Regions from separate parts of the Mus musculus genome. Here all the other regions are linked to region 4. A link is a loop called in an ENCODE intact Hi-C map of the cell type or tissue named here. Cell type or tissue: left cerebral cortex. All regions are shown on one strand. Region 1 overlaps Msh3 (mutS homolog 3). Region 2 overlaps Rasgrf2 (RAS protein-specific guanine nucleotide-releasing factor 2). Region 3 overlaps Rasgrf2 (RAS protein-specific guanine nucleotide-releasing factor 2). Region 4 overlaps Rasgrf2 (RAS protein-specific guanine nucleotide-releasing factor 2). Region 5 overlaps Rasgrf2 (RAS protein-specific guanine nucleotide-releasing factor 2). Region 6 has its middle 66 kb from the start of Rasgrf2. Region 7 overlaps Msh3 (mutS homolog 3).

Region 1 (4,000 bases), 210 kb before region 4:
ACTTTGAGTAATCAATTAGACTATCTTGTCTTCCTGTGTCCTTGTTGTATAAAATACAGGAAGTAAGAGTGCTCACTATAAAGATGAGTTGTAAAGATAATATGCATAAAGTTTCTAGGATAGGGCCTGGCCAAGAAAACTCACTACTCAGGGAAAATAATTGTCTTAGTTCCTCTTCTGTTGCATGATAAAGTACCTTGTTCAAGGTACTTTATAGAAAGAAGGATTTACGTGGGCTTATGGTTCCAGAGGGTTAGAGTCCTTGATGGCAAGAGCAGGAGGCTGAGGGCTCACACTTGAAACACAAAGCACAAAACAGTGAACTGGAATCAAGGCCTTGAAATGTCAGAACCTGCTCCCATGACACACCTTCCCAAACAGCCACCAACTGGGGACCAAGTGTTCCAGTGCTGGAGACTGAGGCCTCTCATTTACACCACCACAAACATGTAGCCATTTCCCCTTTACTATTGCGGCTCCCTGCTTACTGGTTTTTTGGGTGGCAGGATGCGGTTCAGGATACATGTATATATTGTTTTCTTTTTAAATTTAAGTTGTCATGTGGCCCAGGCTGGCCTCCAGCTCCCTGTGTATCTGAGGGGTGCCCGATCTTCCTGCCTCCTCTTCCTGGATGCTGGGGTTACAGCTGCACCACACCCGCCTCCCTTAGTCTCTCCTGGAACATCTATTAGAGTACATTGTGCCTTCTTTTTCTTCTCTTTGCACATTTCTTTTAGGATGTAGTTTCTCGACTACTGTTAGGTTTCTTTTGTTAGTTTTGATCCTTGATATTTATTTATTTTTCAAGAAATAATCTTACAACTCCTTTAAAACATTTAACAATTATATTTTAATTCAAGGTGGAAGGGGGTCAGTGGGTCAAATGATCGATCGCTGTGCAAGTGTGCAGATCTGAGTTCAGCTTGTGAGCACCCACGCGGGAAGCTGTGTGTGACAGTGAATCCCATCATCCTAGTGTGGGGCAGGAGGTGGGAGCTCGCAGGGCTCCTCAGAGGACCCTGCTGTTGGTGCTGACCCTTGATTCTTGTGTGTGCACACTTGGGAGCACCCTAGCCCTAGAGACGGGTGAGCTGGAGACTTGCCAAGGACCTTGCAAGAAAAGTAAACACATTTTTTTTTTTTTCCCCCAGACAGGGTTTCTCTGTGTAGCCCTGGCTGTCCTGGAACTCACTTTGTAGACCAGGCTGGCTTTGAACTCAGAGATCCGCCTGCCTCTGCCTCCCAAGTGCTGGGATTAAAGGCGTGCGCCACCACGCCTGGCAAGTAAACACATTTTAAGTAACATATTTGATTCGCTATTTCTACTTGTTGTTTTTAGTGAAGTATTTGGACCAATTAAGTCCCTGTGCTTTTGGTAACATCCTATTATTTTTATAATTTGAAAGATCTTTTCTCATCTTGAGAGCACTTTGTAGTTTTACCTATGTTTTATTTTTACCAAAATCTTTTTAAAATTTTATTTGTAGTACTCAATTATTATTATTATTATTTTTTTTTATGGTTTTTCAAGACAGGGTTTCTCTGTATAGCCCTGGCTGTCCTGGGACTCACTTTGTAGACCAGGCTGGCCTGGAACTCAGAAATCCACCTGCCTCTGCCTCCCAAGTGTGTAGTGCTCAATTTTAAATTTACATTTTCTTTATTTCATCGTATGAGGTGAGTTCCTTAATTTTTCTTATTAGAGACAGTTGCTCCACTTTAAAACCCACAGAGCTCAGGAAGAATAGTTTGCCAGACTTCTGTTCTCAGTTGGCTTACAGGCAGCAGTGTAACGTTCAATTTTCAGATAAGAAAGTTTTATTGTGAGTTTAGTGGTGTCTGGTGTCAGTGCTGACATGTAGTTTCTTATCTCTCAGACCTAGAGTCACACTGTAACCCCGTCTTTTTCTGCACTAGATGAGAAGGTGAAAGCTCCAGTTTTTGTCAGGTACTGGTGGGTATTTTACTGGTAACAAAGATATTACATATTATTACTATGTGAGAAGATGCAAAAGTTGCCTGGAATTATAGCAGATTTAATATAGTTTAAAAAACAGTTTTTAAAAATTTAACTTTTTATTCCTAACTTTAACCACAAGAGGTCTCCAAAGGATTTTATATTTTGTGTTAAGATTTTTCTTTTTTAAGAATATGAAATCCTTCCCATTTATTTCTCAAGCTAGTTGCATTCATTTTGTATAGTGTGTCATTTTTAGAGTAAAACAAATAGACAAAGATGATCGTCAGCGGAATCAGACACTCCTGAATAGTGGCAGACTGTTTCTCACGTGTCTGTCAGAGGGGATCAGGCATCCTATTCCATTATCCCATTGGTTGTCAAATTGTATAGAGAGAAAAAAATAGCAGCAGTTTTGAGATTGCTTTAGTTTAGAGAGTTTTATGTTTATAGTCAAAAGAAAAGGAACGAAAACCATTACTTAAACTAATAATAACCGTTACTAATAGTATTTACTAGCTCTCCCATTGAGTCCTGAGCCGAGCATGGTGACTGTCTGAGTTCACAGAGATGGACGTACCCTGGTCACAGCAGGCTGTGGAGGAGGTGGGTTGCATAGGGACATTTGCAGGACGGAAGACTTGACTGGATGAAAGAGAGGAGAAAGGTGCATAGTGTGTAAAATGAAACGATTCAGACTCGGGCACACGGCGAGACTCTTGATCAGAGGAAATGCTCATCTTGGCAAGTGAGGAAAACTCATAGGGCTTTAACCAAGCAATGCAGGGAAGGAGATATATTCATGGGGGAGAGTCAGAAGAAGAGGTGGGTGAGCTTACTGCCAGGAGAGACACTAGAGCTTGGGGAAAGTCAGTAGTTGAAAGTAGGAAGAAAGAGAGGTAAGGCCAGGGCGAGTAGGAGGTGGGCTGTGGTCATATGTGTGTGAGTAGGAAGGAGGTCATGTGAGTGTGAGTAGGAGGTGGGCTGTGCTCATGTGAGTGTGAGTAGGAAGGAGGTCATGTGAGTGAGTAGGAAGTGGGCTGTGGTCATGTGAGTGTGAGTAGGAGGTCATATGAGTGTGAGTAGGAGGTGGGCTGTGGTCATGTGAGTGTGAGTAGGAAGGAGGTCATGTGAGTATGAGTAGGAAGGAGATCATATGAGTGTGAGTAGGAGGTGGGCTGTGGTCACCTGCTGCCAGGCTGGATTTGGTGGCACATGCCTATAGTTCCAGCATTCCAGAGGTGAGGCAGAGGCAGGCAAATCCCTGTCTATGGAGCGAGTTCTAGGTTCTAGGACAGCCAGGACTATACAGAAAAACCCTTAGTGGGATGGGGTTGAAGAATAAGAGGGAAAAAGGGAATTTGTCTCATTAAACTGTTTAATAATCTGATGTTATTACATATTTGATGGCTCCAGGTTAGTGACTACAGTGTTCTAAGTTTAATAAGATAGTGCCTTGGACTCAGATGAGGCCATCAACATGATTCTTAGGTCTCAGGAGCCGACTAACCGAGGGATGCCTTTTCAAGCACTGAGGATTATGGGAAGGAACAGCTAAGTACCTCAGTCTGAGGGGATGTTGAGGCTGGGCAATGTAAGGACAGGGTGTGGGGGTGGGAGTGGGAGTGGGGAGAAAGGCTGGCTGAGACATCAGCTGTGGGTGCAGAGTGACCTGTCAGAGATGCTCAGTGCCGGGGCAGGGGGCTGGAGTGCCCATCCGGGAGGGTGGGGCTTTATTAAGATGTTTCTCAGGCTATCTTGCTGAGTCCTGTTATAGCTGCTATACTTTGTGTCAGAATTTGTTCTTCTGCAATTTAAATAACATTTAAAAATCTACAGAGACAATACATTTGTTTTTCAAGTGAAAAAATACCTTTCTAAAAAGGAAAACGGCTGGGCGTGGTAGTGCATGCCTTTAATCCCAGCACTCGGGAGGCAGAGGCAATCGGATTTCTGAGTTTGAGGCCAGCCTGGTCTACAAAGTGAGTTTCAGGACAGCCAGGGCTACACAGAGAAACCCTGTCTCGAAAAACCATAAAAAAA
Region 2 (4,000 bases), 210 kb after region 4:
TAAAGACTGATTTACAATGAGACCCCTGCTTTGGCATTTGCTGGCTCAGGTTCTAGACATCTTCCCCTAGAAAAATCCAGATAATGGCAGTTCTTCCTGTGAGCCATGGGGATAATGACATGAGGTGACTCATGTAGTGGGCTGGTGTAGATGGCTGCTCTTGGGGGAGGGAGTCTGAGTCTATACCCTGACCTCAGGTAAGCAGAATGCCAGCCCTACAGCTGACTGGCAGAGCTGCTGAATCCTCAGAGGGCATCTGCTGCCCTCTGAGGTCTTTAGGAGATTGGTAGAAATGCTGCACTTTATCCGCACTGCCCAGCGCAGCGGCTTCTGAACACATGTAGCTGATTGGTCTCCTGCGGGTAGCATTGAGGTTTTATCACTTAATTAAAATGAGATCGCTATAAATACAAACCAGAGATCTGTCAGGAAAGGACCCAAGGCTGAGACCGGAGTTCTCGCAGCCTTGCCCCCATGGTCTCTGGCACAGCCATGGTAAGAAGCTGAGGAGGAGGCCCCTCCTTGTGGAGAGAAAACCAAACCTTTACATAATTCCAGTGTGGTAGTGAAGTCACAGGAGAAGATGGAAGCCCCTCCCTCCCCTGGAAGGAAAGGACCAGAGTGCCTCCCTGTGTCCTGCCACAGAAATAGGAATGTGCCTGAGTGAGTCACAGAGACCAGAGAAGCAGGCACTGGTGCTATTGATCCCCACTGGGAAGCTTGCTCAAGGATGTCTGGGTCAGAGGGGGATGCAACTGCCCTCCCTCCCTCCTTCCCTCCCTTCCAACTGTTGCTTATTTTGTCAGTGGTTTAATTAATTATTTATTTATTTCTTGGCTTCACGCTACGAAACACAGAACTCAGTGTCTCGTCAGAGGGTTCAGATGCATCCTTTGTTCTGGATCTGAAGTGGGGGTTGAGCCAGGACAAGCATCACACAGCTTTTGGTGTGGGTGGGAGAATGCAATTTGTAAGAAACCACTGAACAGGCAGCTGCTGTCACCTTTACTGACAGCTCTTGGCAGACCGACCACGCTGTCCTATCCCAGGACTCAGTCCCTCTGTCTATGCCCATTCCTGCTTTTGTCCATTGGCTTCCAGTAGTTTTCCATACATATGCCCAGCCTACCCTCCGCTCCCAAGCAGTGGCTCCACCTTTCCACTTGTGAGGCAGCCTCAGTGTAGGGATGCCTAACCACTGAGCTCTCTACAGAATGAGGATCCCCGTCTGTGCTTCAGGCTCCTCTGCCCCGCAAGAGTGCTTCCTGTCTTGCGTCTCCTGAAGATGCCCAGGGATGTATACCCCCACCCCACCCCCAATTTTCACCACAGGAAGGTGCTTTGATTTCCAGGGGAACTGTGTGCTGGTGCTCTGAACAAAAGAGGAAGCATTTGGCTGCTTTAGCACAATCTAGAGGCCAGCTTGAGGTTTGCTGTTGTTTTATGATATGGGGAACCAGGTCTTTTACGAAGGTCTTTTAAATGCTTTTCTTAGGAGGTAGCCTCTCTGTGGGGATGCTTTTTTTTTTTTATGTAACAGCCTTGTAATTTTACAAATGTCTCCAAAGCTCCTATTATTCCATGTGTCAGTCACTGTTCTAAGCTCTCGGGGGTAACTCATTGTCCCTGCTTTTCATTTCCGAAGGGAAGAAGGCAGATGTACTCGTTAGCCCAGCTCTACAGAAGAGGACACTGCGGCTCAGAGTTGGTTTTGTTTCTGTGATTACATAGAAAGCAACAGGCAGTGCCCAGATCTCCTCCCAGCCTCCTGGCTATGCAGTCTGTGCTCCCAAACCCAAAAGGATTCTCCATCTATCTAATCAACTCTTGGGGTATTGCAAGCTCAAGGTATAAAACAGGAGACTCCACTTCTGATACAAAATACCATGTTGACACTGGCAGTGCTTTTTGGTTCTATTTCTAAATATTACCCTAGAAACATTTCTTTCATGTCCAAGTCTGTTTTCTGTTGTCCAACACATAGGATTTATATTTGCTATAGATTAGCATGGGGCAGAACATTGTGATGTCCCTCTGATAATTGCTGGAGCACCACTCAGTTTTGGATATCAACAGGCATATAAAGGCCTTAAGAAATTCTGCCTTAATAGACAACTTGGAAGATGTCCCACTGCTCAAAGGTATCAAGATACCATCAAAGTTCCTGAGCCTCTCCACAGCAAGTCAGAGCTAACAGGGATTCTCAGACCGAGGTGATAAAATTTAGTCTCAACCTGAGATGCTAATGGTAATGAAATAATTCTTTTTAATACCAGGTTCATTGTCTAGTGCTTCAGTCATGCGAATGGCCTCATACATAATCAAACTGGATGATCTGTGAGCTATGTACTTTCTTACCCCTTCATAATTGCTGTCAATTACTTCTAGTTGTCCACCAATTCCTGACAACAAAGGGATTCTAGGTATCTAGTAGCATAAAGTATTGTTTTGCTCACAAACTCACCTTTCCCAAAGCAGGAGCCAACAGAGACTAGAGAATGCTCTGCTTAACTGACTTAGGCCAGCAACTCTAACTTCTCAGTCCCCTAAGTTTCTAAACTCATAGGCCGATGATAACCTTGGTCTGTACAACATTTGAGCCTGTTGTGGCTCTCATTTGATCTTTCTCATCCCTCTGAGTGAGACCAGGGACATCCTTTTCCCTCTTAGTTCTTAAAGATCCTGGGTCAAAAGGGACTCCAAGGGAAGAAACCTGACTACCTGAGCAGAAGTGTGTCCCAGCGTGCACATGCCTGCTTTCTCAGGGGGACCTGGGTGAGTGATCTGTATGGGGCTCTTATAGAGAACTGGATTACTTGTCAGACTCAAATATTGAATGTAAGCTATTATCTGAGAAGTTTGTGTTTACTTTTTGTGTCTGTGAATCCTGGGCACTCTCTGGGATCTGTTGTTGTGTGTGTGTTTGTTCGTTTGTTTAGGTTGGTTTTGGTTTTAGCTTTTTCCTTTTTGTTCTTCGGTTTTTTTCCTTCCTGTGTTGGATGAATAGGCAATCAAGTTTTCTTATTGAAAAATCCTAGTTTAATACTTGCCACATTCCCCTAGTTCTCTCTCCATCTCTACATTTGTCCTTTAAAGTCCCCTCAAGCTCACCAGGTTTCTCTTAGTAGTGATGAGGCATTTATAATGGGACCCATTAGCCATTGTGAACTAAAGTAGGCAGTTAATACACCAATGTCCTTGGAGGGCCACGCTTTCTCTTCTCTTTTGTCACTATGACTTCTACTAAAGTACTAAAAGTCAGTTTCCCACAGAACCCCTAAGAGCCTTTTGGCAATGAAAAGTGAAGGTGAAGTCAATTTCTTATCGTCTAAGAAATCACTAAGAATTAGCACATTAAATCTGACTGCTCTGATAGACTCTTGTGATTATATTCTGATGTTGCTTTTTGTGTGGTGGTTTGAATATGCTTGGCCCAGGGAGTGGTACTATTTGGAGGTGTGGCCTTATTGGAGTAGGTGTACCTTGTTGGAGGAAGTGTGTCACTGTGGGTGTGGGCTTTAAGACTTTCATCCTAGCTGCCTGGAAGCCAGTCTTCAAGCTGCCTTTGGAACACGAGGTGGAACTCTCAGCTCCTCCAGCCCCAACATCTGCCGGGATGCTGCCATGCTCCCAACTTGATGATAATGGACTGAACCTCTGAATCTGTAAGATAGCCCCAATTAATCATCCTTTATAGGAGTTGCCTCGGTCATGGAGTCTGTTCACAGCAGTAAAACTGTAACTAAGACAAGGTATTGTGGGAGTAAGGCTTCCTACTCCTCTTTAGCTTCTTTCTTCTCTCACAATCACCCTTGGACCTCGAAAGCATGACTGAGGACTGTGAGGTACAGCCATATCCTCATCAGAAGAATGATGGCCAGATATGTGCTATGATGTCATCGGTCCTTGTTTCACTTGGACCAGGGCTCTCACCACTGCAGAGCATCCTGAGGACATCAGGAGCCAACCTCACACTCATACAGCCCCTGGCTCCCTCAGC
Region 3 (4,000 bases), 200 kb after region 4:
GCCATAGCTGGTTGAAATCTATGAATTTGATTTGATTTCCATCTCAAAGAGAATTTCAGAGACAAGGGAAGTAAGCTCTTGTGAGTAGAGTAAGTTTTTGTGAGTGACCACAGTATGTAATATGGTTTGTCTTACTTAGGGTTTATGAACCCTAGCTGTGAACAGACACCATAACCAAGACAATTCCTATAAAGAACAACATTTACTTGGGGCTGACTTACAGGTTTAGAGGTTCAGTCCATTATCATCAAGTGGGAGCTTGGCATCTTCTAAGCAGGCATGTCACAGGAGGAGCTGAGAGTTCTATATCTTCATCCAAAGGAAGCAGACTGTCCTCCAAGTGGCTAGGAAGAGGGTTTCAAAACTCACCCCTACAGGAAACATTTCCTCCAACTCGGCTATGGACTGCTCAGTAGGACATGCTATTAACAAGTCTAAAGTTTAATCATTTGCTAAGTTTCTTGAGCACTTCATAGCTGGAGATGACCTCTTAGTACTCAAGTGGAAATTATACAGATGTTTTAGAAGTCAGTCTTCCCTCTATATAACACAACAGAAGAATGTTCTAGGGTTAGTACATCGAGATGGAATTTGTTATTATAACAAAATGCCAAAGCTTGTTAGGCAACTGCCTCTGGCATCTGACAAGAATGGCACCTCTTGGTTTTGAAGTGCAAATATTGTGTCACAGACTGGTTGCTAGGCATTTAACACTGGTCAGTTGCTTACCGTTATCCATAACAGTTAGTGTCAGGGGAGAAAGTAGCTAATTCCTAGGGAAGATAGTTGTTACAGAGAACTAGGTACCTAAGAAGAAAGGCTGGAGGAGGAGGCTTCCCACACAGATCTCAGGAATAACTTCTGAACAGTATGCAGAACTAGCCACCTCTGCTCAGGACAGGGAGGAGTGGGGCGAGGGAGCAGGGAGACTGGAATCTGGGCATCACGGTACAAAGCAAGCTGTTGACATCACGATGATATTGACTTAACCACTCCTGCTACCTTGTGAATCCTACACCAGGATGTTGCAGTCCTGTAGGAGGCTTCTGCTCTCTATGCCCATGCCTGCCTGACACAATGGCTGCAGTGACAGGAAAGAGCCCCGTTGTGCTGATTTATTTCATTCAAAACCTGAGTTGTAAAGCCTGGAAAATACAAAGTTTAGAGTTGAGTCCCTGAGGCCCAGAGTACATGTCATCAATTGCATGTGTGAAAGAAAGCAGAGTTCCTTGCAGAAGCAGGTATGGAATAATGATAGCTATTAGATAATCATAATATTCAAACTCTTAAGGAGTGGTGCCTTCAGTTTGGTATCTTCCCAAGACCTTTTAAGCCACAGGTCTCCTGCCCTCAAAATAAAGACAGATTGCAGACTTGAATTTGAGAGAAGAGCACAAAGGCCATCCTTGTGTGAGATGTTGCACCCCTCAGCAGCATCTCCCTCCCTCCCTCCCTGGGTGACTCTCACATTCTACAGATCTCTACTCCAAGAGGCTAGTTTGCTCTTGGAAAGTTATATTTTTTAACTCAATTACACTTATTCACTGTAATTATTCACGTCTTTGCCCTCAAAACTGATTAAAACTTAGGAATCAGTATGTTAAAGGAATGATGAAGTTTAACAGTGAATATATTTCATTAATTCATACTTATATAAATCAAATGCTTTGATTTGGTAGGGAAAATCGTAAAAATACCTGGTAGACTGTCAAATCATTTCTAGACAGTTGAATCATTTCTTGGGAAGTTAAATAGAAAACACTTGCAGAATTTGTGGTTTATGAAAGGGCTCTCTCAGTCCAATGAATAGTGACAGCAACACAGACTTAGTAAGTAGAATCCTTGGGGCACCTCTGGCGCCTCCTGGCCTTGCACAAGAGTTAATGCATGTTAGGTTGATGCACAGGGCGTGTGTTCTGAGGAAGGATGGGAGAGCCCTTTGCAGCAGGTAGAAGTTCTCTGTATGTGAGGTACGTGAGGTAAAGGTGCAGGGTGAGCTCAAAAGAGCAGTGTGAAGCTCTCAACTACCTGTGCTTAAGAATTGAGGGTTTGCAGCAATAAACACTGAGCAGCCATTTGCCATTGAAATGATACACATCTGTACCTAATACTGTGGATATGTGGAAGATGGCCACAGCCAATCTGCAGCTAAACAGGGTGGGGGAAACAGCCTGAGATGAGGCCAGTGTGAACCTGCCCTTGTGTGGAGGGCATTTCTCTGAGGTTGTAGGCTTCTCAGCTATGCACAAGCATGTCTTCAGAGATCTCAGCAGCTAAGTTGAAAGCACTTCACTTTATCTTGCAGTTACAGTCCCTGGGGATGAAGGGTTGGGAAAAAGTGTGGTAAATTCCAAAGCAGGGAGGTTCAGGGACCTCCTGACTCAGGAAATGTTATAGTCTTCCAATAAATAGAAGCAATCAAGTGATTAATAATAATAATAATAATAATAATAATAATAATAATAATAATAATAAACCCTTAAGGCTTACAAAAATAAAAGCAATTAAATAGATTGGCTGAGACCTATTGTGTGTAAGGCCATCTGTTTGAAAGGAAATAAAAATATAACCCAGAGTCCCAAGTCCATATCCAGTATTTCACCTGTGAAGCTCCCTCTCTTCAAAGCCAACTTGCATGAGTAGAGTGGACCTCTGTTAACTTGCTTGGGCCATATGACAAACAGTTTCCCCCACTGCTGGGTCTTGTCCAGTTCAGATACCTCTTTGCCTCTTTGCTTCTTCTCTTAAGCCTCAGGAGGCCCACCATCTGCATTATACCCTGACCTGACACTGTTCTACAAATCTCAGTCTTGAAACTTTACACATGAGAGATGTGATTTTGGTCTATTTCCACTAAGGGGCCCTATATAATCCAATGGATGTAGCTGGATGTATGGAATTAGTATTGCTTGGCTATCTTAGATGTACCTACTGCCTAAGTGCCTAAATGTCTGCCTACAACGTCCTTAAGAAGACCTAGGGGAAGCAAGAAACACACATATGTCACTGTCACCCATGATGGAATCACAGTAAGTGGGGGCCTCTCTAAGCAGATGGAAGGATCTATGGAGATTGAGGCGCTACAAGAAGAGCAGGACTAGAAAAGAGGAGAGTGTAGACCCATGGCCAGAGTCTGGGCGCAAGTCAAGAGGAAATGAAGACGAGACCTCAGAGGCATCTGGACAGCTCTTCTTATGTGAAAAGGAAGCTGAGATGCTGGGAGGAAAGCAGACTTTTCCTAGTGTGATGCAGACACTCAAAGATCCCCTTCCAAGTCATTCTTCCAGCCATGCCTTCCTGCAGTACCCAGAGGTGAGGGACAAGAATGAGGATGAAAATTCAGACATTAAAAGGAGGACTAAAGCCAGTTGATGATGATGATGATGCACATCTTTAATTCCAGCACACGGGATGCAAAGACAGGCAAGTCTCTTGAGTTTAAGGCCAGCCTGGTCTGCAGAGTGAGTTAAAAACCACTTCTTCCCCCCAAAAGAAAGAGAACAAAGGTCTCCCCTGTGTCCTGCTAGAGATGATGTCAATCTTCTGACCAGGTGGTGAGGTCTGCTGAGCATGGGGGGATGGAGTAAGGAGGCACCATGCAGGTTGCTCCATTGTCTTTGGGGATAAGAGAGATTGGTGGTGGGGTGGTCCAAAGTCATTGGATTCATTGGATTTAAGGAATCTGAAGTGTCTATGCCTGTCTTCCCAGAAGAAATGTTTATTTCTACAGTGAGAGCATTGGTTTGTCATATGTATGTACTTCCAGCAGCTGTTAATCCAGGGCCTGCCTTGTGGCCAGGGGACCAGGAGTTAGTGCAGTGGTGATTAATGTGCATCTACCCAGCCCCTCCTGTCTATGCCCATTCTGGAAGTAACAACGCCCAGCCGGAGTCACTGACTATGCCTTATGAACAGGCACCTAGGTGGGATGTGTCAGTGGGAAGAACTGGTAACATCTCTTGCTTCTCATTCTACTGCCACCTTAGGTGGCTAAAGGTCT
Region 4 (4,000 bases):
CTGGCTCCGGACCGGCAGAGTTCTTTACCTGCCAGTGATGGCTTACCCGTAGTTCTGGGCACCAATCCCACTACCAAGACGGACGCGTTTGTTGGTCCTTGTCAATCATGCGTTGTAGTTTAGGTCTTGAGAATGTTTGCCCACCGAGGTCAGCATAAAGACACTGTCTCCCAAGAATTAGCATTTGTCCCTGAGTTTATGTTTAAAAACATGGGCATTTAAAAAGAACGCTCTGTACTTTAAAGTAAATGAGACCTTTTAGTTGTAGGTCATAATTTGAATGGGTTTGTTGTGTGCTCAAGGCGTGGAGAAGGCAATGGCTTAACCTCTGAATCCCATTCCTGCAAAATAGGAACCATATTGATTTCAAATGCCATTTGTTTATTACAGTTAAAGAGGAATGATTTTATTCAGCCAAATGTTTTCTCTTTGCCTCTATATTCCAGACCTTGGAAGAGGGAGGTATGTAGGGGTGCGGCGGGGGGACTGGTTGCCTTTGCTGTTCCAGAAAAATATTTCTAGGCTGAATTTTCCGTGCAGATCTGACCAGAATGCATGAACTGTAAACCTCGGAGGCTGCTGCTCACACAATGGTGGTTAGGATGGCCACCTAATGTTTCTGCCTCTTAAAACAAAGCTTAGAACTCAGAGGAACTGAAACCACACCAGGCACAAGATTGCTTTTGATTTTTACTGTAAATCATTAACTTCGGTAAATGATAAGTGCTTAATCACATCAGAAGGGTTAGGAGTTTGAAATTTAAAAGATGCCCTTTGACTTTTGAAGGTGCTCTTAGTCATTTGGAAAACTAATTTCCAAGCTGGCAGATATATGTATTAGAAATACAGAAAATTCAAGTTGTGCAGTCTAGAATCGAAGGAAAGTTTTCAGCAAACATATTTTTGAAAGTGTGTGTGTGTTTGTGTGTGTGTGTGTGTGTTTGTGTATTCTTGAATAGTGTTAGAAGGCCCACAAGACTTCCCTCCCCAATGGATTTTTAAGTCCCACTATGTCGAAAATAAAACGGTGTCCTTTAAAATACACACCCCCGACTCAATTCTAAATTATTTGTTTCCTTTGTATGTATTCTGAAGTTCACAAATAACCACTTATGGTTACTCTGGAATTGAGTTTCAGGGGTGGTTAGAGCTTTTGTGGCTGCCAAACCTGCCAATGTTATTTGCAAAGCATTGTTTATGGCCGTGTAAAGGTCAGGACTTGCATCTTCAGGACAGTTATTTGTAAGTTGGACTCTAATAGCGACTTGAAACCCCTGAATAGTTGGGGTTCTAGGAGGCTACCTTTGGTAAGTTATTTTTTCCTAGTTACTGTCACATGAACTGTGGTGCTTGTCACCTCATGCATATTTGGGAGGTTGGGAATCAGGACCTTTGTAGTTTGTAAGCAAAACTGAGATGTAAGCATTCCAGAAAGAATTTGAAGTTGGTCTTGGAGAATTTATAAATTTTCCTGTATGTTGGAAATGCTTTGTTGACATGGGTTAGCCTAGCTGAATAATGCTTTTCTTGAACACTGCTACCTAGAGGCAACTGAAAAATTATGAAGAGATGCTATGGAGATATGTTTTATCCTAAGTCTGTAGTGTATGCAATTGGCCTCCCTTCAGTTAACTGTGTCACTTTCCAGTGCTGTGATCATCTGCTTCTAAGACTATAAAAATACTGCAACATTGTTGCTACATAGAGGATGTGAACTGCAAATAAACACTGACAAACACTGCATCTGAAAAGCTAAGGACAGAGATGATTGAAATGGGCACTCTGAGAAATCAATCAGGTCAGTAGCCCCACAAACCTATAAGGGACATCATCCAGTGAGCCAGAGGTGTCACCCGTCTACAGAGGTAGAATCCAGCATCTTAGGATGTTGCAACAATGACTCAATTCTTCCTGTGAACCACTTCTAACCATTCTTGAGTTCTGTTTCTTTCTCAAATCACTTTAAATTTCTAGTTATATATGTTTATAGTTAAATTATAAGAAGAAATACCAATTGGTTTAATTTATCTAAATAATATTTCAAATTAAGTTTATTGGCAAAAGTTATAGAAAATTTCAGAAAATGGACCAGAACATAAACCCTGAAGTTTTCTTTTATTTTCATCAATAAGCTGGCTTTTCAAATGTTCCCAAGTTGGAGGAAAATTTGTGCTGCTCCATTGATCTCATGGCATTCCAGGGTTTTATGGGAAATTATTAGTTTGTCTTATCAGCATTTCCACAGTGGCTATTTCTTTAGAACAATAATGATGATGTAATCAGGTGAATTTGTTTTAAAAATGCTTAACGTGCCTCCAAAAGAATGTTCCTGTTTTCAAATATGTATCTGGTGTACTTATTTCTAAGTAATCTCCATTCAGGGCAAGGGGAAACTTTCCTCTTTAGCAGTCAGGTCCGGTGTGCTCTGCTCTGACAAGAGATACAATTCTCTACCATCTCATCTAACTCAGCGCTCTCTCCAGATCTTAGAGGCAGCTTCCTCTTCACCGTTCTTAATTACTTTCATTTTTACCTGTTGTAGCTCAGGCTCTACACAAGTAAAGTCCAACTCCAGATATAATGACTAAGCATGCTGAAGAGGGTTTTGTTGAGGAGGCTCTTTTTAAATCCACTGAGCTCAGTTTTTTTTGTTTTTGGTTTTTTTTTTTTTAATCTGGATGAGATACGAGTTGGGGATGTAATTCGTGAATTCCTTTTTTGTTTATTCTTGTTTAAAAACGAATCAAATGGCTGTTGTTGAATCTTGAGCAGTGCACCTTCAGACCACCATTTGCTCAAAGGAAAGAGAGGCATATTTCTAAACAACCAATTTCATGTGACATTCTCTCACTTCACTGGAGAGATGTTTTTAAGTGTTTGCACTTAGAGAGTACACAGCCCAGTTGGTCTGGTCCACTTATGCAGCCTTATGCATCTTGCCTGAAGCAGGAAAGATGTTTAGCAAAATGGCTGTCTTTCCTCTTCATCTGCTGTTGTATTCACCCTGCTTTCACTTGCTTGGTGGGGGTTGGTGAGGGATGGGTATCCTTGGCTCTAGAGGCATGAAGAGTTATACATGCTTCTTATATTTGTGCTGATTTAATATTAAAGGGACTATAGGTTCTGTGAGTTCTCTGTCACCTCGTTACTAGACAGACATTTTAACCTTCCCAACTTGACTCCCAAGGCAGGAATTCTTCAACATTTTATTAAATTAGGTAGAACTGCATGCATGTTCATAAATCTTTGTAGAAGGCAGAGGTCATGAGGGAGGATTTCCATTCTAGTTCATGATCTTGAATGGGGGTATAATAACTAACTTCACATTTTCTTTCTCATCTTTGTTTACTGAATGCAAATAAAGAGAAATGCAATAAGACATTTGCTAAATCTTATAAAAATTTCAGAACTATTTGTTACTTGAACTTAGTAAATAGTTTTCCATTAAAATTAAATAAAAAATTAAATAGATTAGAAAATTAGTTGTTTAATCCTGGTTATGTTAGTATTTAGATTATTGTAATTTATGTTGAGAATACAACACAGGAAAACTCATGTTTGTGGTATTAGCTGTATGTAAAGATGCTTTGTCCTGTAAGCTGCATTGGTCTGTGGGTTTTAGTCAGTGACAAGCATTGCACCCTGGAGAGATGGAAGACATTTGCAGTGATACTGTTTTCTTTGTACATTTTGTTCCAATACATGAAGTTAAAAACAATTATATTGTCTGTCTGTTGCAAGTTTTCTTTTCTTTTGTTTTCTTTTTCTTTCTTTTTTTGGTTTTTCAAGACAGGGTTTCTCTGTATAGCCCTGGCTGTCCTGGAACTCACTCTGTAGACCAGGCTGGCCTCGAACTCAGAAATCTGCCCGCCTCTGCCTCCCGAGTGCTGGGATTAAAGGCGTGCGCCCCTTAATTTTCAAGTTGATATTCATCCCTCTTGATCAAAACTGTATAAATACTCATATGTTAGTAAATATAATTTAAATATAGAGTAGAAAA
Region 5 (4,000 bases), 75 kb after region 4:
CTGATACAGAGGCTATGGAAGGATGCTGTGTACTAGCTTGCTCCTCCTGGCTTGCTCAGCCAGCTCTCTTATAGAATCCCAGGAATGACACCACCCACAATGGGCAGGATCCTCCCACAGCAGTCATTAATTAAGAAAATGCATACATGCTTGCCCACAGCTGACCTTATAGAGGAATTTTCTCTGTTGAGGCTTCCTCCTCTCTGATGACTCTAGCTTGTGTCAGATTGACAGAAAACTAGCTAGTATATTTACTTATGTCATTCAGCATGGAGAAGTCAGGCTAGTGCCCTACTGGAAGCTGTTTCCCTACTAGCATTCACGATCCTGGAAGACACTCTACTCTGCCTGCTGCTAGAGGACAAAGGGAATCACCAGTAACACCGATCTACAAATACTGGGACCTACACCAATCACCTGTCTACAAGATATACTTGTGCAATAGTGACACGCATGTCATGACAGTAACCAACCACTTTTTGGTTGGATGTAAGGGCAACTCTATGGCACTATTAAAACAGCTAAGAATCTGAGACTACATAGGATATAAGCCTAGGGAAGGGAAAAACCTATAGTGTTATTCTGATAAAGAAACATAGCAATAAAATGACTCCTCATGACATATTGACTCATAGTCAAATAATCGGGTTTTTTGGGGGGGGGCACAGGGACGAAGGGGAGATCCTGGCAAGAGTTCTTGTGTTCCTTTATAAACACAAACTTCTTCCCTGGCCCCCAGAAAAACAATTGATTTGTTTTCTGCTACTTCTTTAGTAGTATCCCATAAAGGAAATTGTAGAGTATAAACCTTTTAAAAATATTTGTATTTTAAGTGTGTGTGCATGTGTGCACATGTTTAGGTGCCCTCAGAGGCCTGAAGAGGGTGTTGTCTTCACTGGGACTGGAGTGACAGGCAGGTTAAAGCTGCCTGGCATGGGTGCTGGGAAGAGAATCAGCTCTTTTTGCAACACCAATGAGAGACCTCAACCACTGTGCTGGTTGGCTAGTACTCCAGGGCGTAGCCCTTTGAGGCTGACTTCTTAGTGTTATGCGGTACTTTTGAGAAGCATTCAAGTTGCTGGCTTTATCAAGAAACGTTCCTTTTTACTGATGAGTTGTGTTCCATCGGGAAGACGTACCAGAAATGTCTATGTACTCACTCCTGGGGGGATATATGCATGGTTTCCAGCTTGGGATGATTATAAATAAAGTTCAAATGGGATGAATAAATTTAATCCTGCTAAAACCATTTCTTTCTTTTTTTCTTCTATCCAACAAGAAATTAGATTACATTCATCAAAAAGAGATTCTGGTTATGACTTATGGCCAGGATGGCAATTATATTTCCTTCCCATGCTAAATACAATTTGTCTGTGATATGGGGCTTAAGCCATGGATGGTGCTTGCTAAGGCTGCAGAAGAGGCAAAAGCAGAAGTTCGATGTAGTTATAAACCATAGCACTTCCCAGAATGGAGCCTGGATATAGCGTAGGCTAGGTAAGAGAATCAGCTGGTTCGGCGGGGTGGACGCCTGTTCTCTACTGCTTCACCACACGCCCCATCACGAAAACTTCTGGAAACGTTTTCATGTTAGCTTTAGCTTCTTATTCTTCATCGGCAAATTGGCGCAATGTTCTTTTTGTTCTTAAATAAAAATATGCAATGCAGTAGGGCTGTGGGCTGTGTGCTACTGAGGGTGTTAAAATGCTCGCTGTCACAGCCAAGGTGCAAAGACAGTTCTGGCTGGACCAGGCATGCTATTACCGTTTGAAATATGACTTACATCATGCTGGTAGATTTTTGTCAGTTTATACCTCTTGTAGGCAAATACTGGCTTTATTATCTTTCTGCCCCTGAAAAGTAAAGCTGTAACCCTTTTGTGTTTCTTCTTCTTTGCAGTATTACTTCACTGTCCTTTTTGGGCACGATGGTCAAAAACCACTGGAGCTGCGCTGTGAGGAGGAGCAGGCCGGGAAAGAGTGGATGGAGGCCATTCACCAAGCCAGGTGTGGGTCAGGTCTGGCTTTGGAGGGGGCTCATGATGGCTGCCACTTCTGGAGGACCTAGTCCCTGGGGTCTCAGCTCGGTACCTCCTTGTATCAAGTGTGAAGGAGTTGTGTGTACTTCCCGTGGCTCTGCTACAGTTAAAGACAAAGTAACAGGCATAGACACTATCAGTTGCTGGCAGTAGACATGGGTTGCTTCCTACATACTATGCACTGACTAAGTGCTTCCTAGTTAGGGAATTTCTGAAATGTATGACCACCCCTCCCAGCAGTCAGCTACAGGAGCTTACACTTCCTGTTTTTTGTATAAGGAAGGAGAGGCCTGGTAGGTTAGTTCACTATGTAGCTACGTAGTTATGTAAGGCCGCACAGCTAGGAGTGACAGAGCTGGAAATGTGCCCAGTGGCGCCCCTCTTTTGTAACTTCTGGCCTCCACCCTCCTGCCTGTACAGTCTCATTGTTGAAAATGGTAGTAACAAACTCTAACTGCAGAAATAGAAAAATGTGGCTTATTTTCTCCTAAGTAATGCCAGGACTGTAGACACCCCTCCATGTCTATTAGATAGGAGCGAGAAGTCTGAAGGAGGAGGGGGTGAGGCAGACACCCTTTTTCTTTACTTGATTCAAGTCCAGTTCCTTTGTCTCTGTGTGTGCTTGTTGCTTTTTGCATATCTTCTCCCCAGCCTGGAATGCTGTCTAGGTTACAGTTTCTATTGCTTTGATAAAAACCCTGACCAAAACAACCCGGGGAGGAAAGGGTTTATTTAATTCATCTTATAGCTCAAATCCATCATCCAAGGAAGTCAGGGCAGGAACTCAAGGCAGGAACCTGGAGGCAGGAACTGATGCAGAGGCCATGGAGGACACTGCTTACTAGTTTGCCTACCATGGCTTGCTCAGCCTGCTCTCTTATCATGCCGAAGGCCACCGATGCTGAAGTGGTACGGCCTATAGTGACTTGAGCCCTCCCACATCACCTGTCAATCAGGGTAATGCACCACAGACTTGCCTATGGGCCACACTCTTTCTCAGTTGAGGTCCCCTCTTCCCAAATGGCTCTAGCTTGTGACAAGTTCACACAAAACCGTTCAGCATAGGTGGTTTCATTTCACCTTCATGCCCAGCTCTTCATCTCATCTTTCTGACATTTCAAAGCAAAACTCAGTCATGGAGCCTCTTCTTTCTGTGCCCCTGACAAGCCTCCCCCTCCCCTGCACATCTGCTGTCTCTCTCTCTCTCACACTTCCTCTGACACTGGGACCAGTCATTCCTCTTCATTCCTACTCCAAACTCTGCCGAACCTCATTGCATATGCACTGCATGCAGATACTTAGCAACTCGAGTTATTTTCCATGGGCTTTCTGTTCCCTGGGCAGGCACCTATGTGGACTTGGAGACTCAAGAGGAAGATTTGGGGCACATTCATTGTTAAATTAAATGCATTTGCTAATTGTTCAACAGGTGATCAGGAATCTGTAAGTAGGTTTAATAGAAGAAAACAAACAAACAAACAAACAATCAGTCCTCAATGAGATTTCTTTCTTCTCTTTCTTTCTGGAAATTTCCCTGGCCTTCCTGCTTTGTAAGGACCAGTTTGTGATGCTAAGTGCTTTGTACACTTAACTTTTATATTATTTGTAGTAACTTAGTTAGGTATCATCAGCCCAACTTCACAAATGAGAAAACAGAAAGTCAAACGGACTTGGCAAGAGCTAACACCAGGTTCTCAAGGTGCAGCACCTCATGGGCCTGCCAGACTTCACAACCTTTAGCCAGGGCTCTAAATTAATTGTTCCTCTCCTCCTCATCTTCATCCTTGGCTCAGGGTTTCTTCCCTTTTTTTCTTCCTCTCTTCAAAGATGAAAGTAGAATGATGTGAGGTCAGGGTTGAAAGGAAAAGATATCAATTACAAAATACTTCACTTCTTTTCCCTTCTCATCTTTTAAGTAGTTCTCTGCGATGCAGATGGCAACAAATGCTACTCCCTGGGGAC
Region 6 (4,000 bases), 69 kb before region 4:
TCCTACATATAGATTTTATGTTTAAGATATTTTGCATTTATCTCCAGCCTCTCTGAGAGTTTGTTATTATTAGCCCGCATCTTCAACGGTATATTTTAGAAATGAATCATGGCTGCTGTATTTCCTGAATTCTGGAATACATGAACCAGACTGTCTTTTGCATTTACATATGAACGGGAGCACCTTAAACTTAGCTACACTGACTTTTGACAGAATGCTGTCAAGGAGACATGTGGGATCTGTCTGACTTGTTTCCCTATGTGATACTGTCCACATTTGTTGATGTTCTTTATTTTTGAAGTGCAGGAGAATAGCCAGAGTTTGTTCATTAATGATATTCTGTTCTCTTTTGTAAAAACACATAAACACTACTTCTCCTTACCCTGATTTTGCTCTCACACGGAAGAGTTCTGTTGCCATATATGTAAGCATAACTCTCTGTGCTTTCTCATTTAGAAAATGACCTTGTGTCATGCATCAATGGGAGGAGAGATTCTTGGTCCTATGAAGGCTCAATAGATGCCCCAAAGTAGGGGAATCGAGGGCAGGGAGGTGGAATTGGGTGGGTGGGTGGAGGAACACCCTCACAAAAGCAGAGGGAGGGGGATGGGATGGGGGTGCCTGGGAAGAGGGGAGACTGGGAAAGAGGATAACATTTGAAATGTAAACAAAGAAAATATCCAAAAAGAAAAAGAAAAAGAAAAGAAAATGGTTTCTATGTGTTGACTTTGAGCTCTGTATGGTGATGGCGGTAGCATACATCTCTATGATCTAAGTCATTACAATCTTGCCCCCTCACCCCGTTCTTTTCTCTATTTTTTTCTCTTTAGATCCTCAGATAATCCAGGACACATTTGCCCCTAAAAGTTTTAAGTGTTAGGGAGAATTTCTAAGTGTGTGTTCTGCACAAATGCTTTTAACATATCTTGCATGTATGTTCACATGGTTGTTTTCTTATCTTTGAACCAGGACAGTTCCTCCTAGATCTGTGGTCTGCTCTAGGCAGTGACTATCACTGGGCCACTTCTTTCCTCATGTAATCTTCCTGTGGTCATTCATTCTGTCCATGGGAGTTGGGCAGGGAGCAGTAACGTTGAGCAATAGGAAACCACCCCACCCACTTCAGGTATGCCTTTGCTCAGCACAGAACCATGTTCACTCACTGAGATGGTCTATGGTGATGTGGTGGGGAGTAGAATAGACAACCCCAGGCTTCTCATGTGAATTGTGATGGTTTGTAGCTGCTTGGCCCACAGAGAGTGGCACTATTAGGAGGTGTGACCTTGTTGGAGTAGGTGTGTCACTGTGGGTGTGGGCTTAAGACCCTCATCCTAGCTGCCTGGAAGTAAGTATTCTGCAAGCAGCCTTCAAATGAAGATGTAGAACTCTCAACTCCTCCTGCACCATCCCTTTCTGGATGCTGCTATGTTCCTGCCTTGATGATAATGGATTGAACCTCTAAATCTGTAAGCCAGACCCAATTAAATGTTGTCCTTATAAGAGTTGTCTTGGTTATGGTGTCTGTTTACAGCAGATAAACCCTAACTAAAACAGGAACCCCATTTTGTACTCAGGACATTGTGAGATCATATGGCTCATAGGCCATTTATTTAAGATTTGATCTTATTTCTTTTAGTTCTATCATCTCTGCTCTATAGTAAGCTGAGGTCACTCTACTTCTATACTCATCTTCTAGACTCCCACCCCCTGTTAAACTTCAAATAGAGGGAAATAAAAACGATCTGCCCAACAGATATTACCATACATATCATGTACATGAAGTATAAAAAACTAAGAGAATAAAAGCAAAATCAAAATAGTATTAAAAAGCATCATTTGTGAAAGAGAAAGTGGTGATGTGTCCTGCTGTCCCATGAGGTAATGTTAGCTGTGCAGCTGTGGCCATTCACATATGCTTTTATGATTATTATGGTTCATAGAAAGGCTTTGTTCTAAAAATGGGCTGATAAAACAACCTTCAAGCTTGCTTTTTCTTCATGCAAGAAATAGAAGAGAATGCTTATCTGGGTACAATGGAAGCACAGGGGAGAGGGACGGAGGAGAGGGATGGCCCCCTCTCCCTCCATTCTTATGGCTGTCTTGCCTCAGGTGAGACCACAAGAATGTGAGATCCCCCATCCTCATTTCATGCTCTGGTCTCCCTTTCATTGTCTGTAATACGCTTTTTAGGATATGCTCAATGGAATTGTGACTGCCCTGGTTTTACTATCCATATTTCTTTCTCAGAACTTGGCAGGGTTTGTTATTCCTATTTCAGATGGGGCGGGTGGAGTGATTCAACTTATGTCTCTCCCATATTTCCTGGAAGAGACTTTCCTTTTAAGAATTATGGATTTGGAGCACATTTTGAACAACCTGTTTTAAACCACTGTGTTTGGCATGAACTCTTTTAAAATAAAATGTTCATTACTATCCCCACTGATGAATTCTTTAAGATAACAAATTCACATAGTTTCTGAAGGCTATAAGAATGGCTTCATTTCTGAATCTTCTTTTTGTTCTTTGCTGGTTTTGGTGGCTTTGCCTTCCCTAGTAGAGTGACACCCAGAGATTTTCTGTGTATATAAAATTTGCAGCTAGTTTCTTAGACATTGGAATGATTGTTTTTTTTTCAAGTTCTGAGATATGCTTGTTGTGAGTGCTGTGAGTCAAACATGAAGTAGGCTATACGATCTTGTATCTCATACCTTTTATTACAGTATTTAAGAGGCTAAAGCAGGAAGGTCATAAGTTCTAGGACACTGTGGGCTATAAAGCAAGGCCTTGTCCCCTGTCTCAAAAGCAAGGAGAATAAGGGGAATAAGAGGCACAACAATCTCTGATGACCAGAAAGAAGACTTGATGAGGAAATCTTAGCTCTTTGTTAAGAGTTTAAATTGATGTTAGTGGCCCTGGCTATGTGCTACCAATAATTATTTCAACAGTATCTAGTGGTTTTTGTAATTAAACTGAAATATATACTACTACTTACAATATTAATATTCTCAGCAGTAAGAGAAAATGAGTTTTCTAAACATCTAATTACTACCCTGCCCTGATTGAAATAAACACAGACTACTTTTATGTTTTCTAGTGATTATAACCAAACATGAGCAGAGGAAACAAACAATAACTAGGAGCTAGCAAAACAAGTCATAACATCAGAGGAAGGAAATAAAAACCTGAAGTACAATCAACATACTAAGCGCAGTCCTGTTTTTTGTTGTTTGTTTGTGCACAATTATGCCACCATTGCACCAGATACACTATATTTTCACATTCTATTCTTCAACACTTTACAATGGAAGTAGATTAATTCCTAGAGAGAATACTACAAAAGGAAGGGAAACAAAATCTTGAAGAAGAGGGCTTCAATGAAATTACTCAATTTGAGAAGATTCTATGAAGTTCTTGGTCTGACTCAAGCTGCTCATGCATAGATCTGACCCAAGACAACATAACAATGACTTTGAGAACCAGCTACAAGGTAGATCACCATCAGACTGAGTTTGTGGATGGTGCTCACATTCACTAACTCCAAACAGTACAGCAAAGCTTTGCCAATGGAAATGACACTAAAGCTACAGTCCTCTGAAGGTATATCAGATGTGTAGCCTGAATCAGCCCTATTGATCTACAGCAAAAGCAACAAAATGAACATCAAGTGAAGTATTTTAACAAAATTGAGAGACTTATTAGGTAGAATATTGAAAAGGAAATCTCCAGTTTCATAACACATAAACAATCAAGAAAATCTCACTAATTCATTAGAGAAGAGTAGCCTATCTCCACGTGGATCAAATGTCAGATTTAATAGAAAATTACTTTAAAGCTACTTATATCCAATCGCCAAGAATACTTGTCAGAATTCTACATTGTTTGAAAATATCCCTCATATAAAGGACATAATATTCAAATACTGATTAAAAGAGAGTAACTATCTTAAATAAGAGGATACTCCAGAACAGCACAAGTTTAAAGAGGCAACTTAAATAATTGA
Region 7 (4,000 bases), 200 kb before region 4:
AATTGTAAGTAATTCCAATTTGATTCAATGCTTCTACATATTTTTTAGATGATTCTTTTGTGTGTGTGTGTGTGTGTCTGTGCCTGTCTCATTGTGTGTTTCTGTCTGTCCATTTGTCTGCCTGTGTGCATGCACACAAACGTGGGTGCTTATAGAGGCTAAAAGAGGGTGTCAGATCCCTTAGAACTAGAGTTCTGGTGGTTGTGAACTACCCAGTCAGTGTAGGTGCTGGTCCTCTGCAAAAGCAGCAAGCGCTCTTAGCTGCTGAGTCAGCCATGTCTCCAGCTCCCAATTCAATGCTTTTAAATAATATTTTATGCAGAAAGAGTAAAATGGCCCATTTGAGTTTGATTTGCAGATCCCTTGCTTGCATTAATTACCATATACCTGAGGTCAGGCATGCTTTTCCAGTCTGATTTCCTTTTCATTTATGTTTAGCATTCCGAAGCTATTTAGAGGTCACACTGTACTTTTGCTACACTTGTTTCTTACTATCTTCTGCACCCTAACCATTCATCCCGTGGTTCTCCAGCTGCTGTCCTGTAAATGCAGCTGTGGTTCTAAGCATGGCCGTCCTTTGGAGTACTTACTAGCTAATAAAAATGCTGTCTCATCAGGTTTTGCTCTGTGATGCAGTAGTTTATAGAAGCTTTCTAGAGTTGATATATTTCTAGTAATTTGTATCAAGTTTGTACAACATTAGCTTAAAATCATCTATGGTAGGTCAGAGTATTGGCATTCTAGAAACTGGCAGATACCAAGTGATTCTTCTTGGCGTCTTCCTTGTTATAATAGTGATTTGTAAGCTCGTGCCTGAGGCGCTGTTGATCCTTCTAGTGGAATTGCAGCAACTGACTAGGTGTGTGAGCAGCCTAACACGGTTTCACACAGGAGGGCGTGGTCCCAAGTCAGGGTGGCAGCAGTGTTGCTTTTGAGGCTAGGAAGGAAGGGCAGTTCTCAGCTGTCTTCTTAGTGTCTCCCCATATCACTGTCCTCTGTGCTTGTGACATGTACACATTTCTGGTGTTGTTTTAAATACTGGAGTACAGCCCACTCCAATGATCTCACTGAAACAGACACCCATGTAAAGACTCCATCTTAGGTATGCTAGGCTATGGATAAGTTCATGGGGTCACAGTTTAGCCTGTAACCCATGAATGCACATCTGTACATGCATTATTCATTGTTCTATGAATTCTAGGAAACTTATTCTGAAGTTGCTCTTGGTATAATATCAGAATTAGGATTTCTGGAGAAAACCATTAGTTTGGATGAGGACTTTAGGCCCCTTGAAGTAGCCTAAAGATGGGTTTGTTAATCAGCCTCTGGACTCGAGGCATATAACCTGAGTGAAATGGCCTGGTTTTGTTTTGCTGAAAAAATGCTTTTAATGCATGGAAGACATTTTGAGAAAAATTTCCAGCTATCTGAGAATGTTTCATTGTTGTATTTCTTCATACATACGTAAAATGGAGTTTTTTAGAAAAAAAAAAAAAAGCTTTTCAAAGGCTGGCTTAGATCTTAGGGAGAAACATTTTTTTATTTGTAAATTTTTTAGTGTACTATGTCTATATATTTGTATAAGTTCTAGTTGACATTTAATATACCTCAAGTTGTGTAGATATAAAATATACTTTTTAAATATATATATAATTTTTTGAGACTGGCCCTTTGAAAACTCTGGTCCTGGCTGATTTGGAACTCACTCTGTAGACCAGACTGGCCTCAGACTCACAGAGATTCACCTGTCTCTGCCTCCAGACTGCTGGGATTAAAGGCGTGTGCCACCATAACTAGATTAGAATGTCCATCTTGAAGTCCAGTATTTTTGTTTTAAAGTGAAAGATATGCAGTTTCCTGGGTAGATACTGGAATCAAAATCTTACTCAGAAGGGTTTGGAGTTTACATTTCCATGGGAATTTAGTCATGTTAGTTTAAGACTTTAAAAAGTCTTTAGCTTTAAATTATATACAGCAGATTCAAAAGTTTTATTTGTAGTCAGCTTTAATCAGTTGTGGTTTACATGCAGTAAGCTTTGCACATTGTAAGTTTGTTTCAGTCACTGCTAGTGTAACATCCTGCAGCCATCATCCCGGGTAAAGCTCCGCCTTCTCTCCAGACTTCCTCTGCCTCTCTCTGGCTCCTCTCTTTATCTCCAACCTTCACTACAACATTGATGATATGATCACTGGGGTCAGAGAGCAGGGCAGGGCAGGCTGTTTTAGGGTTTCACACAACTGGAATCATTACAGTGTGGACTCTTTGATGTCTACTTTCTTACCTTTGCTCAAAGAAATGTGTAGTTGTGTTGAATGTATGGGAGGAAAGTTTGTTCTCTTTAATTGGTGTGCAGTTTTATTTTAGACGAATATACCAGGGTTTGTTGATTTTTCACTTGCCAAATCCTTGGGTTGTTTCCAGCTTGTGGTTATTTTCAGGAAAGCTGTTAAGACTACCCTCTGTGCTCTATCTTCTCACAGACATACTTTTTTGGATAGACCTAGGAGTGGAATTGCTAGGTTAGGTAGGTAAACATATATATTCATCCCTGTGGAAAACAAAAATATTCTTTATAGCTGGGCGTGATGGCGCACGCCTTTAATCCTAGCACTTGGGAGGCAGAGGTAGGTGGATTTCTGAGTTCGAGGCCAGCTTGGTCTACAAAGTGAGTTCCAGGACAGCCAGGGCTATACAGAGAAACCCTGTCTCGAAAAACAAAGCAAAGCAAAACAAAACAAAACAAAACAAAAAATATTCTTTATAGTAATTCCATAGTTTTGCTTCTCTGCTGCAGTGTGTGAGTACTGTAGCTTGTCTGCTGCAGTGTGTGAGCGCTGTAGCTTGTCTGCTGCAGTGTGTGGGCGCTGTAGCTTGTCTGCTGCAGTGTGTGTTGTCTGCTGCAGTGTGTGAGCACTGTAGCTTGTCTGTTGCAGTGTGTGGGCGCTGTTGCTTGTCTGTTGCAGTGTGTGGGCGCTGTAGCTTGTCTGCTGCAGTGTGTGGGCGCTGTTGCTTGTCTGTTGCAGTGTGTGGGCGCTGTAGCTTGTCTGTTGCAGTGTGTGAGTGCTGTGGCTTGTCATTCGCATCTATTGTCCCATTGTGTCTTTTCACTTTGAGTCACTGTAATGAGCAAATTGTGATTTCACATTTGGGTTTTAATTTAGTTCTCTCTGGATAGAGTGATTTCATGTATTTACTGGATGTTCATCCATGTGTCCTCTCTGTCCATTTTATCTCTTGGATTGCTTGTGTTGCGGTGTAGGAATTATTCTAGGTCAAATGTTTACCACACATGCCTGCGTACATACACATTCTCTGTCTTTGTCCCTCTCCCTTTTTCTCTCTCCCTCTCTCTCTCTCTACCTCTTCTTCTCTCTTCCTTCTCCCTCTCCCCCCTCTGATGTTTTTTCCAAGCTTTTGGCTTAGCTTTTAATTTTTCATGAACACAGAAGAACAAAAGATTTTAATATCAATATTCCCTTTAGTGAGGTCTTCTGTATCTGAGTTCTGCCTATTCTAGAAGCATGAAGACTTTTATATTTTCTTTTTGTAAAGGTTTATATAGTTCAAGTTTACGGTTTTAGCTTTAATAGGCATTTTGATTGTGATGGTCTGAGCTGGGTTGTTAAGGCTCACTTTTCTCCTTAGTTTGCCAGCTGTTTCGATACTGTACGTAGAGAAGATGGTTCACACACATTCAGTTATAGGTGCCAAGGTTTTAGTTTAAACTTGACTTTGAAAAGGGAGCTAGGATTTTATAGTCTCATAGTGAACATTATAGATTTCGATGTTTTAGGATATCAGTTAAAAGAATCTTAGATGTATTTTTTGTTTTGTTTATTTCATATTTAAAAGAAAGTAAATGGTGAGATGAGAACTCCAAAACCTCAAGAGCGTGTGTGTGTGTGAGTGTGTGAGTGTGTGTGTGTGTGTGTTTCTCTTTTTTTCTTGGGGGGGTGGTTCACGGTGGCAGTGTAGACCAGTGTGATTGTGTCTGTTAGG

What was found. A loop is a pair of places that touch in the nucleus more often than their neighbours do. Peaks named below come from ENCODE experiments on the same cell type or tissue, not always from the same donor. Only the 100,000 strongest peaks of a DNase experiment are listed, where the experiment ranks them.
Region 1: it touches region 4 in a loop (8-fold over the local background); 6 of 42 quality-filtered maps call a loop at or near these places.
Region 2: it touches region 4 in a loop (2.8-fold over the local background); 5 of 42 quality-filtered maps call a loop at or near these places.
Region 3: it touches region 4 in a loop (1.9-fold over the local background); 3 of 42 quality-filtered maps call a loop at or near these places.
Region 5: it touches region 4 in a loop (6-fold over the local background); 4 of 42 quality-filtered maps call a loop at or near these places.
Region 6: a loop joins it to region 4, with 2.1 times the contacts of the local background. A loop is called at or near these places in 2 of 42 quality-filtered maps.
Region 7: a loop joins it to region 4, with 2.6 times the contacts of the local background. A loop is called at or near these places in 6 of 42 quality-filtered maps.

The regions. Positions count from the first base shown.
Region 1 is chr13:92,336,075-92,340,074 of GRCm38, reverse strand. The region is part of intron 8 of Msh3 (mutS homolog 3); the gene reads left to right. Among named protein-coding and RNA genes, the nearest start is that of Dhfr, 17 kb to the left of the region's middle. In left cerebral cortex, a CTCF peak has its summit at 2,089 (motif pointing right); DNase peaks (open chromatin) are centred at 2,309, 2,787 and 2,953; H3K27ac peaks cover 543 bases.
Region 2 is chr13:91,912,744-91,916,743 of GRCm38, reverse strand. All of the region lies in intron 19 of Rasgrf2 (RAS protein-specific guanine nucleotide-releasing factor 2), which reads left to right. Among named protein-coding and RNA genes, the nearest start is that of Gm46435, 9.6 kb to the left of the region's middle. In left cerebral cortex, a CTCF peak has its summit at 622; DNase peaks (open chromatin) are centred at 654, 905, 1,359 and 1,721; H3K27ac peaks cover 1,330 bases.
Region 3 is chr13:91,927,068-91,931,067 of GRCm38, reverse strand. The region is part of intron 18 of Rasgrf2 (RAS protein-specific guanine nucleotide-releasing factor 2); the gene reads left to right. It overlaps Gm46435 (a long non-coding RNA gene), which reads right to left. Exons shown (of 3, transcript XR_003950706.1): 2 at 222-540. Among named protein-coding and RNA genes, the nearest start is that of Gm46435, 4.7 kb to the right of the region's middle. In left cerebral cortex, a CTCF peak has its summit at 1,858; a DNase peak (open chromatin) is centred at 898.
Region 4 is chr13:92,126,767-92,130,766 of GRCm38, reverse strand. The region is part of intron 1 of Rasgrf2 (RAS protein-specific guanine nucleotide-releasing factor 2); the gene reads left to right. Among named protein-coding and RNA genes, the nearest start is that of Rasgrf2, 3.1 kb to the left of the region's middle. In left cerebral cortex, a CTCF peak has its summit at 1,556; DNase peaks (open chromatin) are centred at 480 and 1,660; H3K4me3 peaks cover 2,636 bases; H3K27ac peaks cover 688 bases.
Region 5 is chr13:92,051,555-92,055,554 of GRCm38, reverse strand. Rasgrf2 (RAS protein-specific guanine nucleotide-releasing factor 2) reads left to right here. Exons shown (of 28, transcript NM_009027.4): 2 at 1,900-2,006. Among named protein-coding and RNA genes, the nearest start is that of Rasgrf2, 78 kb to the left of the region's middle. In left cerebral cortex, no CTCF peak of the experiment used is centred here; DNase peaks (open chromatin) are centred at 1,597 and 2,221; H3K27ac peaks cover 1,634 bases.
Region 6 is chr13:92,195,347-92,199,346 of GRCm38, reverse strand. No RefSeq gene overlaps it. Among named protein-coding and RNA genes, the nearest start is that of Rasgrf2, 66 kb to the right of the region's middle. In left cerebral cortex, no CTCF peak of the experiment used is centred here; a DNase peak (open chromatin) is centred at 2,277.
Region 7 is chr13:92,326,341-92,330,340 of GRCm38, reverse strand. The region is part of intron 8 of Msh3 (mutS homolog 3); the gene reads left to right. Among named protein-coding and RNA genes, the nearest start is that of Dhfr, 26 kb to the left of the region's middle. In left cerebral cortex, no CTCF peak of the experiment used is centred here; a DNase peak (open chromatin) is centred at 2,442.